Linked DNA regions of Homo sapiens: region 1 is linked to region 2. Evidence: read pairs that join two places in POLR2A ChIA-PET (ENCODE). Cell type or tissue: A673. All regions are shown on one strand. Each heading gives the region's core, and the rest is flanking DNA. Links, peaks and the distances in the headings are about the cores only.

The links. ChIA-PET counts read pairs that join two places held together with the same protein. Peaks named below come from ENCODE experiments on the same cell type or tissue, not always from the same donor. Only the 100,000 strongest peaks of a DNase experiment are listed, where the experiment ranks them.
Region 1: POLR2A ChIA-PET joins it to region 2 with 14 read pairs; 2 of 35 experiments call an interaction of 5 or more read pairs at or near these places.

Annotation. Positions count from the first base shown.
Region 1 is chr3:45,882,642-45,890,975 of GRCh38, forward strand. CCR9 (C-C motif chemokine receptor 9) reads left to right here and starts at 3,902. Exons shown (of 3, transcript NM_031200.3): 1 at 3,902-4,014. It also overlaps a transcript of LZTFL1 not described here and the pseudogene SDHDP4. RefSeq lists a promoter at 2,918-3,917. In A673, for the core only: no CTCF peak of the experiment used is centred there; no DNase peak of the experiment used is centred there.
Region 2 is chr3:45,744,191-45,752,524 of GRCh38, forward strand. SACM1L (SAC1 like phosphatidylinositide phosphatase) reads left to right here. Exons shown (of 20, transcript NM_014016.5): 20 at 1-1,219. Among named protein-coding and RNA genes, the nearest start is that of SLC6A20, 48 kb to the right of the region's middle. In A673, for the core only: no CTCF peak of the experiment used is centred there; no DNase peak of the experiment used is centred there.

The DNA.
Region 1 (8,334 bases), core at 292-8,291, 140 kb after region 2:
TCAGCACTCCTGTTGGCCCCTGCAACAAAGTCAGCTTGGGTCTTTTCTCTGTTACAGGTATCAGCGTTGTGGATTGCTGTTTCTAGTCCACAGTTATTCCTGAAATGCTCTTCAGTTGCCAGGTACAGCACTTGGTCCATAACCCAAAGGGGATACTATTATTATTATTATTATTATTATTATTATTATTATTAACATTTTTTTAAAAATTTCTTTTCATAGAATGCATTTTTGTATTAGAGATTCCTCTAGTGGGAAAATAACAGTTTATTACTTATAGTTCTATATTTGTGGACAGATCGTTTTAGAACAAGTAAAACACATTTGAGAATGAAGTCTCAGTTTAGAATTTGTAATATTTTGATACTTCTACAAGGGGGACCTTGCCCTTAAACAGAACTTTGCTATACTCAGAAGCATTCCAAGCTTTTCTTCCTAGGATTTAGAAATTCATAATGTGAGATATCAGCATTTCCTAATTTTCAACTTCCCCTAGAATATGTAACCATCAGTAGCTGGTGTCTACTGAATAGAGAGGGAAGTTTTTGAAAATTAAACACGGTCTCATTTTCTGCAAAGTTTTTATTCATGAATTAACAGTATTTCTCTTTGCCCATTATTCCCAAGGCAAGTACAGAAGAAATTTGATCATGTAGTAATAGTAATAAAGCTGGATTCTCTTTAAGAGATTGATAAATTCAAAGGCAAAAGCTCATATATCATGTTGAGTTATATGTGAGTCTTATAAGAAGCTGGGAGGCAACCCCGTTAACTCACCAGAATACAGACCTCAGTCTCACAATTTCTTGGACATAATTCTTCTCAAACCTTTTCCTCAAAGCTTAAATTCTGAAAATAGTCTGGTGATTAAGAGAAGATGGCTGTCCACCAATGGATTTATCTGTTATTTCTTCCTTATTGTGAGTTGAATGGCGTGACAAAGTGAAGGCAAAGAGGCATGCATTAATTCTTCAAAGTATAAGTCAAAAAGGTCAGCGCTTCTACAATGTGGCAGTATCTTTGCAGATGCCCACATCATGATAGTTGAAAGAGCAAAGCCCAGAAAAGGCTAAAGCTGAAAGTGCCAAAAGGCCTGCCTTGGCAGCTTTCTGCAATGCATCCCCATGAACACAGTCAGGAACAACTTGTCCAAGGCCCCAAGACCATGAAGAGTGAGAGTTGCAGCCACGGAGTAGGCCATCACAGAGCAAGGATTCAGTTAAGCAGCTAGAAGCAGGCCCAGGAGCAAAACACTGACAATCCTCTCACTAGTCCAGTGGACAGATGCAGCCTTGGAACCAGAAAGGTGGCTCAGTGACAAATGAATGTGCTGCACTCCACGCCATTCTGGGGTAGGTTGGGTCCTGAAGAAATCCTGAGATCTGAGCAGGTCTGACAACTGGGGCTCGCAGGAACAGAGCTCAGCCTCCTTGGGCACCACAGAGGGCACTCAGCCTCTAGAGAACCTCCATCTCTTCCCTCAGAGTATGCTTATAGTGCCCTGTCCTCCAGAACTCACCTTTGGCAGGGTGAGAATGCAAGAGAGAAATAGCCCTTAGAAAAGGGGACCAGCAACCTTTTATAGTCACCCAGCTCTGAATTCTAGTTGCAAAGAAAGAAACACAGCAAAGAAAACAAGAGGATAGGGCTTTTTTCAGGAATGGACCTAAACTAGATTGCAGCAAAGGGAGTCACATTTGCACAAGCTCCTTTGAGAAAGCGGAAGTTCTCTCTATGACTTCCTTGCGTCTTCCCTTCTCCCCAGCCTCATGATCCTCTCTGCATCCCAGGAGAGGGCATGTGAGTGCTCTAGAGCAGCTCTTCCAGACCTGGATGGAAGAACCTACCTAAGCTTCCCCACCTCACCTGGACCACGGGGACCCGTGCAGAGGAGGGAATCTTCCCACACCGGTGCATTTACCCCTTCTCCTCTTCCCTGACGGCCAGCCTCACCTTCCTTCCTCCCCCGAGACTCACTCCAACGTCTAGGGGCAAGCAGTGTCTACCTTGTATGCTCTTACCTGATGAGGAAACAGCCTGAGTCAAGAGAAGGGAGAAGCACAGGCTTTTCCTCACCCATGGCAATTGCAATAGTGCGTGTCTCACCTCGCTGCAAGCTTTCCAAGGACGCAATCAAACACGGGGGAGAAACAAATTCAGCCAAGAAAGTCAAGTAAGGGAACATCTTCTTCCCTCTAGCACCAGTTCCTTTTGTGTCTTTATTTGCCAAGTGAGAGGGAGGAGTGAGATGCCAGAGCATCTGGCTGGTTCTCAGCTATGTATAGTTTCAGACACCATTTATTTGCAATGAGCGCCCGCCGAGGGAAGGGAATTTCACGGCTCCCTCGCACCGCCGTTCCTTAAGGCTGATGAATCAGACACCTCTTTCGTTCTTACTGTGCATGCCCTCTACCTTTCAGATGACCTATTTGTTGGCCTTTTTCCATTTAGACAATAAACCCAAGTGCACCTTCTGCATCCCTTTGCTCTACGGGAACTGAGGGTGATGAAGGGGACATGCGCCTGGGAGTACCACGCCATGACAGAGCGGCATTGAGTCCTCGGGACAATCAATACACCAAGAGGTGGAAATTAACATCCACAAGAGTGTAGTCATGATTTTCCCCCAGAACAAATATATAAAAGGGATCTTTGTCATAACAATGACAGGAAATCATTAATCACATCAGGATTGAAGTCCCCACTGTAGCAGTGGATGGGAAGACTTCGTCTGTGATCTTCATTAAAAATGCAATATTTTGTATATTTAGCTTTTTTCAAAGTTTTACCAAAACACCTGTAATTAATACAATTTATTGTATTATCTTTGTTAATGTATCTGATGTGCAAAACCTTACTAGATTTGCCCCAATTTGAAGGTGTCTGTGGCTTTCCAGCACTCCATGTGTTCCTAGCTACATCTCACAGGCAGACTTTCTAAAGCAGTGCCTTTCAATAGCACTGTTGGCGACGATGGACAGGTTCTGTATCTGCATTGTCCATTGGGATAGCCACTAGCTGCATGTGGCTATTGAGCACTTGAAATGTACCTGGCATGACTGAGAAACTAGTTAACACTTAAAACATTTTTCTTTTTTGATACAGGGTCTCAGTCTGTTGCCCAGGGTGGAGTGCAGTGGTGCAATCTTGGCTCACTACAACCTCTGCCTCCTGATCCTTCCACCTCAGCTTCCCTGAGTATCTGGGACTACAGGCATGGGCCACCATGCCTGCCTAATTGTTTTTGTGTGTTTTGTAGAGATGAGGTTTCACCATGTTGTCCAGGCTGTTCTTGAACTCCTAGGCTCTGCCTAGTGATCTGCCCGCCTCAGTCTCTCAGAGTGCTGGGACTACAGAGGTGAGCCACTGCACTGGCCCTAGTTAGCATTTTAATTAATTTGAATTTAAATAGGCACATCTGCCTAGTAGCTACTGTGTTGGATAGCACAGCCCTCCGGGTTCTGGTACGTCTGTCAAGGCCAGAAAAGGTATGTTGCGATGGATAGTGCTACATCTGCCACTGGGTGGTAATCTGATACAGGCCTGCTCAGGTGACACCACCTAAAGAAATCTCATCAGTGTGCACCTCTGGCAAGCCTGACAAGGCTGACTTCTCTCGATGGGATCCTCCAATTTCCCCATTCCCTGTAAGCAGCTGTGCTGTCTAGGAAGAGAATTTGCTCTTAGATCATCAGTCTGTATGTGCGTCTTCAGATGAGACAGTTTCCCCTTATCCCAGCAGTTTTCAGCTTTTTGTTTCTGGTTGCAAATGATTGACTCCGCTGATTGCTGGAAGCTACACAGGTGACTCCCCACCCTCTTGGGCTACCCCACCAGTGACAACACAGGCAGGGGTGGCCTGGCTTCCTTTCTCGTGTTGTTATCGGGTAGCTGCCTGCTCAGAACCCACAAAGCCTGCCCCTCATCCCAGGCAGAGAGCAACCCAGCTCTTTCCCCAGACACTGAGAGCTGGTGGTGCCTGCTGTCCCAGGGAGAGTTGCATCGCCCTCCACAGTGAGTATTGCTCTTCTTCTTGTTGCCCCCAACCCAGTGTCATCTTGGCCCTCAGTTGTGTGCTGCTATGATGGCTTCTAAAACCTGGGCTTGCACTCATTTGTTCAGAGGTCATGGGCACCAGGCACTTTTCTAGAAACTTCCAGGAAGGTAAATGGGAATTGGTGATGCCCAACCCAGGTTTCTTGTAGGGCGAGTAATAAAACTCCCTCCCCCTTCACATACATGAAGCTTAGGCTTAAGGCAGTCTGTGATTTATACCTTAAAGGAAGGAGAAGCAGGTGCTGGGGGACAAGATGGTGGCCAGGGGTAAAGGACACACCCATGAGGTCCTTGAGTCTGAGACACTGCCCCATGGAAAGGATTCTTTGTAGCAGTGAAAAACTGGAAACAAGGAAACTATGCATCAGGAGGCGAATGGTTAAATGAATTGTGATGTATCTAGACAATGGAATACACAGCAGCCATCCAATTCTATGATACGGTTCTATGTTGAATTGGCATGGAAGGTGATCCATGAAAGATGGGCAATTAGAAAGCAAGATAGAAGATTATATGTGTAGTCTGATTTCCTTTCTATTAAGTGCGTGTGTGTCTGTGTGTGTGTGTGTGTGTGTGTGAGGTTGTGTTACAGAGAAAAAGTCAGAAAGGAAGTATCTCAGAAACTTAACAATGGCTAAACTAGGAAAGGGTGCTTCAGGAGTTTTTATTTTCTATATTATGTATGTTGGCATTTTGGGGATTTTTTGTGCATTGTAAAAATACTCCTTTATGATCAGAGTAAAGCAAAAAGTTATTTTAAATGACTCATCAGTGGATGCTGGTTTGCCTTTTCAAACACACCTACCCTCTTTAGTTCTGAATTAGCTGTTACTCCATAGACGGCTGGCAAGTCCATCCAGAGAGTGGTCACTGTGTGCTGAACCGGAAGGGCTGTGCAGCAGCCAGTCTGTGGGATCCCATCTCCTTACTCCCTTTCCTGAACGAGCAAAAGCTAATTTACTATTTCAGCATCTGGAATTTCGGAGTCCTTTTCTTCCAATATCTGCTTATCTGTTCTGAAGCCTCTTTGTGTAGGCCTCACTCACAGGCTTGTGTTGGGAGCCCCTGGGCCCTGTGCAGCCCCTGCTGGGCGGTTGGCAGGCATCTGATCCAGGCATGGTGAGTGGATGGATCTGATAGATGGCTCAGAGACCCTGCCTCGTGTAGGGAACAAAAAGCAGAGCTATGAAAAAATGTAAGAGATGATTCAAGCTCCGTGTAGCAAATTGTACAAAGTTCAAAGTAAGGACCTGCATTCCTGACTCATGTTAGTATCTGATTTGATGTTAGTGCTGTAAGCATCAGAGGCTATAAGTGTGGGGAGATGCTGTGTGCACAATAACCCCATGCTGATTTTCATGTTGGCTACGTAAGAATGTTAGAGAATACAAAAATAGTGATTGGATAATAATAGGTTCCAAGCTAACTTTTCTAATAGGCACTTTTCTCTTTTGGAGAATTAGCAGCTCTCTCCCTTCCTTTATCTCCCAGGTCCCTGCACATACCCCATGCTTTCTGACTTTCATGCCTTAGTGCATATGTTTTCCCACCCTGGAGCAATGTTCCCTCCCCTCGTTGCATGTCTCCATGCTCTTCGGCCTTCAAGGACCCGCAAAAATGTCACCTCTTCAATGAAGCCCTCCTGGATTCTCCCCAGAGCTAAAGACATGACCTCCTTCTTCCAATTCCTACCACAACTCATAGCACTTTCCCTTTGTTGTTATTTGCAGCCATGACTTACTCAGTGTATTTGAATGCAAGCTTCTTGAGGACATGGATCATGTCTTACACATTGTTTAAGCCAAATAAATGTATCAGGTACTCAAGGCACATTGAATAAGTGGGTTCGATGGATGGCCCATGGCACCTGCAACAAGGCCTCACTGAGCAGCAAGGGAGAGATTTGCCACAGTGCTGAGTCAACTGCCCATCCACTCCCGACAGACCGCTGAGATGGTCCTCACTCTCAGTATGTTTGGTCATATGTGGGATTTTCCCCCCTATATTTTTCCCGCTTTCTCACTGGCAAGACAAAAATGAAAGCAAGCACTGAGACTTAGTAGCTGGGAGAATAAAATATTTGAGAAGTATTCTGACAAAAATGAAAGAGAAATAGATGGCAAGGCTGTCTGTGGAGGTTCTAGATGTGGGCTCTAGGGAGGGGTATGTCCTGTTTTTACTCTTTGGCTCTCTCCAAATTTTCTATGAGCCAGAAGCAGATGCATATTTTATAAACTGTAATATATTACATTCTATTATACACCATAATATATTACATGATATATACTATTTGTTTATTTATTTTAGAGACAGGGTCTTGCTCTGTCACTCAGGCTGCAGTGCAGCAGTGCAATGTTAGCTCACTTCAGCCTTGAACTCCTGGGTTCAAGCGATTGTCCTGCGTCAGCCAGCTGAGTAGCTGGGACTACAGGGTAGGCAACCATGCCTGGCATATTTTTAAATTTTTTGTAGAGATGGGGTCTTGCTCTGTTGCCCAGGCTGATCTCAAATTCCTGGCCTCAAGTGATGCTCCCACCTCAGCCTCCCAAAGTGTTGGAATTACAGGCATGAGCCATCTTGCCTGGCTTGTGTTTATATATTACCTTTAAAAAAAAAAATAAAGAGAAACCTTTATAGAAAGCTAGTGTACAACTTAGTTGCATAAAGTAGCCTCGGTGAATGTAATTACTAGACTTGCTCTTTCTGCGGTAGCTGGAGCAGGCTACAAGTTCCTCCTCTAGATGAGTTTTGTAAACAGGTGTGCTGAACGTTAGAGCATTGGGCTTCTTCTTCTTTTTTTTTTAAATCTGACAAGTTATTTTTATGACAGCTCTTAAAATAAAATTTTACACACTTGGTAAGATATTTAAATAGTTTGCAAAATCTAAATGAAAACATGAAAGTTCATTTTCCACTGGTCACAGTGGTTCAGTCTCCTTCCAGAAAATGTTTCGGTGCTGGTGAGCAGTGCAGTGTATGTCTTTTTCTATTTTTTTTTTTTTAAAGATCACACAACATAAGTCTTCCTACATGTTGCATTTTAATCTTATAGTCTTGAGGACCTCTTTTCTATCAGCATGAGGACCATCCTTGTTTATTGGCTACACATGGTTTATTGGATTGATGTGTCATAATATTACCAATTGCTGAATATTTAAGTTGTTTTCCAATTTTTGTTCTGCTCCAACATATATCCCTATACCTGGACCCTTGTGTTCTTTTGTGAGAATACCAGTAGGGCAAATTCCAAGCAGATGCGCTGCAGAGTCAGAGATGTTGTGCTTTGTAAATTTTGACAGATATGGCTTAACCCTCCAAAAAGATCACATAAATTTATACTCCTCACAGCAGTGTGGAGGCCTTTTTTCCAAACTCTTACCAATGTCGTTACCATCTATTGCTATTTCCAATCTGAAACTTGCTGTCACTCACTATAACAAAGCCATTCTTTCTTCTTTTTGTGGTTTCTTTCTTTGGGAATTTTTCTCAGGTATTACATGATTAATATTCAGTCCTTTCATGCAAGCAAAAAGGAGGTGACATAAGCCCTGGGTATTAGAAATATATATATAACATATATATATATTTATATAAATATATATATAACATATATATATATTTATATAAATATATATATAACATATATATATAACATATATATATATATAACATATATAAAGTGTTTTCTAATTGATATCTCAAAAATCAACCTCCGTATTCCCCAAGCTGTAATAAAATAAAATTTGCTGAGTTGAGGTCTTCCAAACTCAACTGGGCATTTTTCATCTGGGGCAAAAAAAAGAAGAGTAATGCTCAGCTCCAAAGTGGCTGCTTTTCTGCTTGCTGGGTGAGTTTCTTATTTCAAAACAGAGGCTCACTGGGCTTCTTGATGGCACCTGGAGTCATGCCAAGCAGGAAGCAATCACTCCACAGAGCTGAAGATGTCAGAACCGTTCAGAAATACTGCCTGGGGAAAGTTCTTGGTTCTTCGGCTTAGGAGGAAAGGGGCAGAATACAACCTTTCTGAAGAAAATGCATCTTTCATTCACCTGAGAAATATTTCAAAATAACTATAAAAAGAAGTTAGAAGCAGGTGAATTGCCCCACAGAGGGGAATGTTTAAATGAATTGGGGCACAGCCCCTGTCGGAATGCCAGGTAGCTGATGCCTTCACCTGTCTGAAGAATGTTTAATGATGAAAGAAATGTTCATAATCCGTTAGGTGGGAAAAAGAAAATAAAAGTTCAAAGTGTACGAATGCATAGAAACACGGCTGGG
Region 2 (8,334 bases), core at 191-8,190:
TGATGAGACAGTCTGTGACTTCATGATAGGAAAGAGGAGGATGAGGTCTGGGGTTCTTTAAAGTCTCTGGTGGGCTGCCTCATGACTTTAATCAGCTTGAACTGCCAGTGCACCAGCAGTTTAGGTGTGATGAGAGAATTCAGATATACTTTATCTTTTTAAAAAAGTGTAAATAAAATCAAAGAATGTAAAGTCTATCTCTTACGCTAGAGGTCCAAAGCTGCCTCTGTTTTAAAGATTATCCCAATGTGGAAGATGCCCATGACTGGTCAGCTACTTCCTCCTATACATTTTGGTTTCTTTGAGGGTCACTCATTGAGACACGCAGGCCTCTGAGAGGGTCTTGTTCTAGATTTCATATTGCACTTGGAGGGTAACAGCTGCTTTTTCACGCATGGTACTCTTGATGTTTTTCACTCTGTCAAGGATTTTGTTGGCTATCAATGAATGTGTCTAAAACTTAGTGCTTCCAGGTAGTTATAGTACTCCAAATCAAGGACCAACTTAAACGTTAATTTTTGTGCAAAAACAAACCTGAAAAATATGCTTCGGAAACTGTGCATAGTTCTAATTGTAAGTCAGATTGTATATTCAAATTGTAATTAAGAGATTTAAATATTAGAACGGTATGTAAGGTAGTATAATTACCACTATTTTAAATAATTCAGTTAAACACTGCTGCAATATTTCAGTGTTGTGCTTGAAAATATGTACAGTTTTTTTCCAATATTAATACCTTATGTTGTCCTTAAATATTTCTAAAAGCGCCTTTATTTCAGCATTACCTTTTTTTCATCACTATCTTTTATAAAACATTAATATAAGTCGTTACTTTTAGAAACTAAAGGAAATAATAGCTGGAAAACCCTCTGTAGTTTAAAATCAGTCATTAAACTCACAATAGGGTAAGTAAATATAGCCACCTGTTAACATGTAAATAAGCATAATTTGTTCCAAAGATGGAATATTGAAACTTAGTTCATGTCTGCTGTAAAATATTATTTAAATGCTGCTGGGCATTTCACTTAAAGAACTTAATGTCAACAGCTACAACAAAGACCAAATCTGAACTGCTAATGTGGCTGCTTTGTAGGGAATGGACTAATATCAGTGTGTTAGATCTTAAGGTATCAGTATTTCAGAATCCTGCGACGATTTTATTTCTAAATTCATGTACTGTATGTCCATAAGTGAAAATAAAATGTCATATTCTTTTCTATTATTGGTATCATTCATGTACTTTGAAAGTGATGTTTTTCTTTTTGATCTTAGAATGCTAAAAATCATGCAAAATGATAGACGGTTTGGCTCTGTGTCCCCACCCACCCAAATCTCATCTCAAATTGTAATCCCTACGTGTTGAGGGAGGTACCTGGTGGGAGGTGGTTGGATCATGGGGGATGGTTTCCCCCATGCTGTTTTCATGAGTTTGCACGAGGTCTGATGGTTTAAAAGTGTTTGGCATTTACCCCCTTGCTCGCTCACTTTCCTGCCACCGTGTTAAGATGTGCTTTGCTTTCCCTTCACCTTCTGCCATGATGAAGTTTTGTGAGGCCTCCCCAGCCATGCGGAACTGTGAGTCAAACCTCTTTTCTTTATATGTTACCCAGTCTCAGGTAGTTCTTTACAGCAGTGTGAAGACAAATTAATACACAAAGCAATGCATGATCATCATAGAAAAATTAGAGTAAGCAAGAAAATCAGTAGCTTCTGCAATTTTGCTTTCCAGTTATGATCACTTAAGAAATTTTGTATCTCCTTATAGTTTTTATTTTTAGTTATAGAGAAACCCAGGGAAATATTTAGTAAAGTGTAATGTCCATAAAAAGGTGTCCCCCACCTTCAAATTGTAATTTGTTTTTCAAAATGTTATGAATCCCAGCTGATGTGGGAAAATATTGCTTATTAGAAAATGACACCTCCACAGGAAGGTGTCAGCATGAGGGAAATAGTGATGGAAACACATTGGTACCTAGTGATGGCAGCAGTGGGCCGTCTGGAGTGGCTGCTGCCATTGTGCCGGCCGTAGCAGGGAGGTGTGAGTGGTGGCTGCAGGAGCAGCCGTGGTGATGGTGAGACCCCTGTGCCCCACGTTCCCTGTGCCCCGTGTCCCTGTGGCAGCCGACTGCGCCGCCCCCACCCCTGTGTGGCCGAGTGGGGCCTGCCTCCAGGCCTGGAGCCACCACTGCTCTGGACCCTGGTCCGCGTTACCACCACTGTTGCTTGCTGTTGCCAGGAGGGCGGAGAGTCCCTGGAGCCTGCTGCAGGGATACCCCTGGAGCCTGTCTCCCGGGGGGCCGCCGCAATGTGGCCAGGTTGAGTTGCCTGCCGGCGGGGGAGCAGCGTGATTGTGCATGGAGGACCAGGCAGAGAAGGGCCACAGGCGGAGCTGGGCCCGGGGTGGTGCCATGCTTGCACATGGAGCACGGGGGCCGCGCCTGGGGTGCGGAGCTGGGGCTGTCCTTTGGGGGCCTGGAGTGGGAAGTGGGAGCGGTGCTCACTTTGGGGACACAGCCAGTGGCACGGCCACCGCACCCTTCCTGCTGACTGGCGCCGGATTCCTGCGCCTTGGGAGGAGGCTCTGCGCAGGATTTCCCAGGGCCGGATCCCCAGGGTCTGCCTCATAGCGGGGTGACCTCTGAGCCTGATGCTCCCTAGGACCAGGCCCAGGGCCTGCAATCCGCTCCTGGAGGCACTCCTGCTGGGCAGGGCTGTGAGCCAGGCAAGGGAGAGCCCTAGGCCACCCCTGAGCACTGGGACCACAGGAAGAACTTGTGGTGACGTCACTCTTGCCTCAGATGCCAGCATGGGCCCAGCAAGGAACCTGAACCCCTACCCCAGACTGCGAGGAGGCATGGCCAGAGCCGCCTGCACGTCCATGGAGCAGGTGGGAGACTCGCCTTCCCAGGCACAGGACCTGGGTATCCGCACTGTGCACCCTCGGGAGCCAGATCTCAGAGTGGGGTTGGAGCCGAAGCTGGGCATTGTCACAGCTCAGCAGGGTGTGTGCACACTTGGGGCAGCACTGAAAAGCCAGCCTCCTGCCACGTCGGCCCCCTCTGGACTTTGGGCACCAACAAGCACTGGTGGAGGGGAGGGGAAACTGAGGGGGAGGCTAAGGGTGTCTCGGTGCTGACCTGCAGGTGCCCCTTGGTCAAGCAGTCTGGGCACCATGGATGGCTGCAGGAGGCAGACAGGCTCCTGGGCAGAAAGGGGCGGGTCCCTGGTGAGGCCCCACCTTCAGGCCACGGACGGCCTGGAAGCTGGGGGCTGGGCTGCCAGTTCTGTGGACCTGACTGGAATGGGAACTTGTGCCTTTTCTGGTCCCACCTATGGCTGCCCACGGACCAATTGGCATATTCAGTTTCTCCCTCCTGAGGCCCAGAAAGGCCCTGGGCTCAGCCAAAGCAGAGCAGAGACAATGGGACAACCAGCTGCAGAGAAGAGCTACCCTCTCTGCTGATAGCTGAACACTTGGGATGACCTGCCTGGAGAGAGCAGCTACCCTCTCTGCTAGGAGCTGAACACTTATCGGAACACCCTGGCTGCGGAAAGGAGGTACTCCCTGCAGGTCTCCTCTGAGCTGTTCTATCACTCGATAAAGCTCCTCTTCATCTTGCTCATCCTCCACTTGTCCACATACTTCATTCTTCCTGGCCACAGGACAAGAACTCAGGACCCGCCAAATGGTGAGGCTAAAAGAGCTATAACAAACAGGGCTGAAATGCCCCTTGCTCACCACATTGTGCGCGAAGGAGAGAAGACCTGCAGCCCTTCAGGGAACCCAGACCTGGGAGTTCCCTGAGTCAGGGCTGTGACTCCCTCTTTGGGGTCCTGCAGTTCCTAGCATCTCTAAGCTTCTGGGCACTACCGTCTTCCGCACTGGCAGCCGTGGAAGCTGCTTGCATGCATGCCTGGTCCAGCTGCAGCCTTGCAGAGAGCCCGCACCCATGCCAGCACTTGGAGCTGCCTACCCCACTGCAGCAGCTGGTGTGTGTAACTGCAGTGGTTGGGCCCCATGCTTACATACCCCTTGCTGCTCCATACCTGACTTGGCCTTGGCAGGCATGGGATCCAGGCCCGTAATGTAAGCCGAGCTCAGCCTGCCAGGCTGAGTGGGCGGAACAAGCCCAGCAGGCCTGAACAAAACACGGGCAAAGGCACCACTGGCCACAGAGGTTTCCAGCCAGAAAACCAACACCCCAAAGATCCTGTAACATTAGGAGGACTCTCACTCATGTGGGAAGTGAGATGAAATTCCTTGGAAATGGCTCGCTCTTAATCCCATGTGCTCGATCTCGTTCTCTCTCTCTCACCAGCTGAACTTTGGAGCACTTTTGGAGTAATGTGGGTTCTCTGTATTAACAGTTGTTTTCTGACAGTGGATCAGAAAACATATAAATATATATATATATATATATATATATATAAAAACATATATCTCTCTTGAGGATAAATTATATAATAATTATATTTTTATATATATATATAATCTCAGGATAAATTAGGGTAAATATTTAAAATATTGTCTTCCCATAATTCATTTTTCCAGTTTCTTAGTGAAATAATTTCAAAATTTGGTCATTAATTTGAGAATTAATGAGGTGTCCTTGTGCTCCCAACCAGGGACTGCAGGGGATGTATGATACCTTCCAGCTCTGAATGACCTCAGTGCATCTATCACTGCATAACAAATTACTCCAAAACTTACTGGCTTAAAGCAACCCCTATTTATTCGTATTTATCATCTCACAGTTCCTGTAGGTCAGGAATTTGGGCACAATTTAGCTCTGTCCCCCATTTCAGGGTCTCCCACAGGCGCCAGTCAAGGTTCAGCTGGAGCAGGATCCACTTTAAAGATCACTCTCGTTGTTGGCAGGTGTATTAGTTTGTTTTCACACTGCTGATAAAGACATACATGAGACTGAGCAATTTACAAAAGAAAGAGGTTTAACTGGACTTACAGTTCCAAGTGGCTGGGGAAGCCTCACAATCATGGTGGAAGGCAAGGAAGAGCAAGTCACGTCTTACGTGGATGGTGGCAGGCAAAAAGTGAGAGAATGAGGAAGACTCAAAAGTGGAAACCTCTGATAAAACCATCAGATCTCATGAGACTTATTCACTACCACTAAAACCACTCCCATGATTCAATTATCTCCCACTGGGTCCCACCCACAGCACATGGGAATTCAAGATGAGATTTGGGTGGGGACACAGCCAAATCATATCAGCAGGATTCAGTTCCTTGTGGGCTGTTGGACTGGTCCGCTTGCTGGCTGTTAGCTGAAACTCTCCCTCAATTCCTTGCCACATGGGCCTGTTCAACATGGCAACTTGTTTCATCAAGTCAGCAAGAGAGAGTCTGCTAACAAGGAGGAAGTCACAGTGTCTTGTCTTTTTTTTTTTTTTTTTTTGAGACAAAGTCTCGCTCTTGTCCCCCAGGCTGGAGTGCGATGGCGTGATCTCTGCTCGCTGCAACCTCCGCCTCCCAGGTTCAAGCGATTCTCCTGCCTCAGCCTCCCAAGTAGCTGGGATTACAGGCTCCTGCCACCATGCCCAGATAATTTTTCTATTTTTAGTAGAGACGGGGTTTCACCATCTTGGCCAGGCTGGTCTTGAACTCCTGACGTCAGGTGATCTACCCGCCTCAGCCTCCCAAAGTGCTGGGATTACAGGCGTGAGCCACCGCACCCAGCCCACAGTGTCTTTTATAACTTAATCTGGAAATTGTTATCCCATCACTTTCACCACATTTCTGTGCACTAGAAGTCACTAGGTCCAGCTTATTCAAGAGGAGGAGATAACACGAGCACATGAATACCAGGTGGCAATCTTTGGGGGCCGTCTTAGAAGTCTGCTGACCATAGTCAGAAAGGAGAGAATACAAAGGTAAAGTGCAGAGCTGTTGCTGGAGGGAGTCAGGTGGCTTCCTGGAGGAGGTGGGGCTTATGCTAGGACCTAGGTGTTCTGGTTATCTAATGCTGTGTAGCAAATTAGCCCGAGAAAGAAAGAGGGGGACGGAAGGATGAAGGAGGGAGAGGAGGGACATAGACACAGCAGGTGTACCATGAACACCCTATCCAAGGCAGCTAGTTGAGCTCCCCAGAGCCAGGGCACAACTCTGCTATTATCCTTAACTCCTGGCTATGTTTCCTTCTTTGGAAGGAGTGTTGGGAAAGGCACCTAGCTTGTAAGAATTCAATATTCCACCTCAATCTAAAGCTTTACTGTTTCCCTCTGTATGCTTTTGGGCATCTGGATCATGACTGGGGAGAACAGAACTTGCACCTTGGAAGCCCATGGTCTCCTTCCCACTGCCATCCCTACCTCTTCCCACAGATGACCACTAGCCTTGCATTTCTTCCTAGTTTAGTACATAGTATGTATCCCTAGATACATAATATCTATATAATGTATATGTAATATCTGTATTGTTTCGTTTTGCTTGTTTTTGAAGTGTCTAGAAATGGCATCATTCCATATGCATGATACAGCTGGCCTTTGAATTCAGCATTGCTCTAAGATTCATCTACACTGACGGTTATAGCTGGAGTCCACCCTGTTGTTGTCTGCCTTGTTTGTTTGTTTGTTTGTTTGTTTGAGACAGGGTTTCTCTCTGTCACCCAGGCTGGAGTGCAGTGGTGCAATAGCTCACTGCAACCTCCGCCTCCCGGATTCAAGCAATTGTGCTGCCTCAGCCTCCCGAGTAGCTGGGATTACAGGCATGCGACACCACGCCCAGCTAATTTTTGTATTTTTAGTAGAGACAGGGTTTCACCATATTGGCCAGGCTGGTCTCAAACTTCTGGCCTCAAGTGGTCCACCCGCCTTGGCCTCCCAAAGTGCTGGCATTACAGGCGTGAGCCACTGCGCCTGGCCAACTGTTGTTTACTTTGAATGAATGTATTACAACATATGTATTCATTTGGATCTATTTATGACGGTCACAAATCATTTTTTGTCTAGTCTAATATTGATGGATATTCTGGTTGTTTTTGGTTGTTTGTTTTTGCACTAAGTACTGCTGTGAGTATTGTATATGTCTCCAGCTCACACAGGAAATTATTTCTCTATGCTCCATGCTCAGTGGTAGAATTATAAGCCTGAAATATATAAGGTAACATGAAATTCTTTTCTAAATTGCTTGTGCCATTTATATTGCTCCCAGTTCCACATTATCACCAATGCTTGGCACTGTCAGACTTCCTAACTTTTAATCCAGTAGGTATAAAAATCGTATCTCATTTTGGCATTTCTCAGATCACTAATGAGATTGAGCATCTTTTCATAGTTTTGACATTCTTTATATTTTAGAGAATAATTATCTGTTAGTTAATATACTACAAATATCTTCTCTCTGTTTTTAGCTTGTCTTTTCATTTTCTTATGATGACTTTTGATGAAAGAAGTGTATAAATGGTGCTGAATTGACCAGTATTTTCCTAGCACATTTTGTGCTTATGTAAGACCATATGATGTCATCTGACAGAGTCCAGTGTTCTTTTTCCTGTAGAGTTAGCCAGTTGCTGAGAATGTTGTTGAATCTTGTCCCTCCTGGCCTGCAGTGCCACCCCTATCGTCTCTCAGGTCCGCTCTACTTGTGGGTGTTGGGGCTTTCTATTCTCATCTATTTGCCGGTATGTTTTCACTGCTGAGAACGCATCTTGTTGGATGGTTCTGTCCCTGCCATGAGCCCTGGGCTCCTCCATCTGTTAGGCAGACAGCTTTGATGCCATGCATTTTCCTGACCTGCAGTGCAGTTTTGGAGTAATGTGGGTTCTCTGTGTTAACACTTGTTTTCTGACGGTGGATCTCTAGTGAGAACTGTATGCAAACACTGAATTACACAGAGTTATCTAACCTGCAGGACTTTGCTCAGAGGTTTGAAAAGTGACTCTCCTAGAGGAGGTATCGGCTGTGCAGCAGCACCCAAACTTTGTAGCCTGTAGAATCTTTTGTTCCTAGAGCATCTCATAGGACCAGCCTTCCATGGGATTCATTTTGTGAAAGGCCAGCATGGACGTGACTACTCTGGCCTTGAAGCTGAGAAACATGGGCTATAATCTATTTGTACCTCACCTGAGTGTTGAATCTGATGGCCCCTCAATTATAAATTTTAAAAATCTCATCCAGGTGGTAATTCCTTAAGAGCCATGCACACACACATGCACATCTGCACACACCTGCTGAGAGATCCGGGTAAGTCTACGAGTGGGGAGTCTTCCCTGGTGTCCAGCGCTCATCCTTTCCTGCCTCTGGCCTCGTTCCTCTGGGCTGGACATCCATGCAGAGGCTCCATGATGTGCTCTCACTGGGGGACCAATTAGTAAGGGG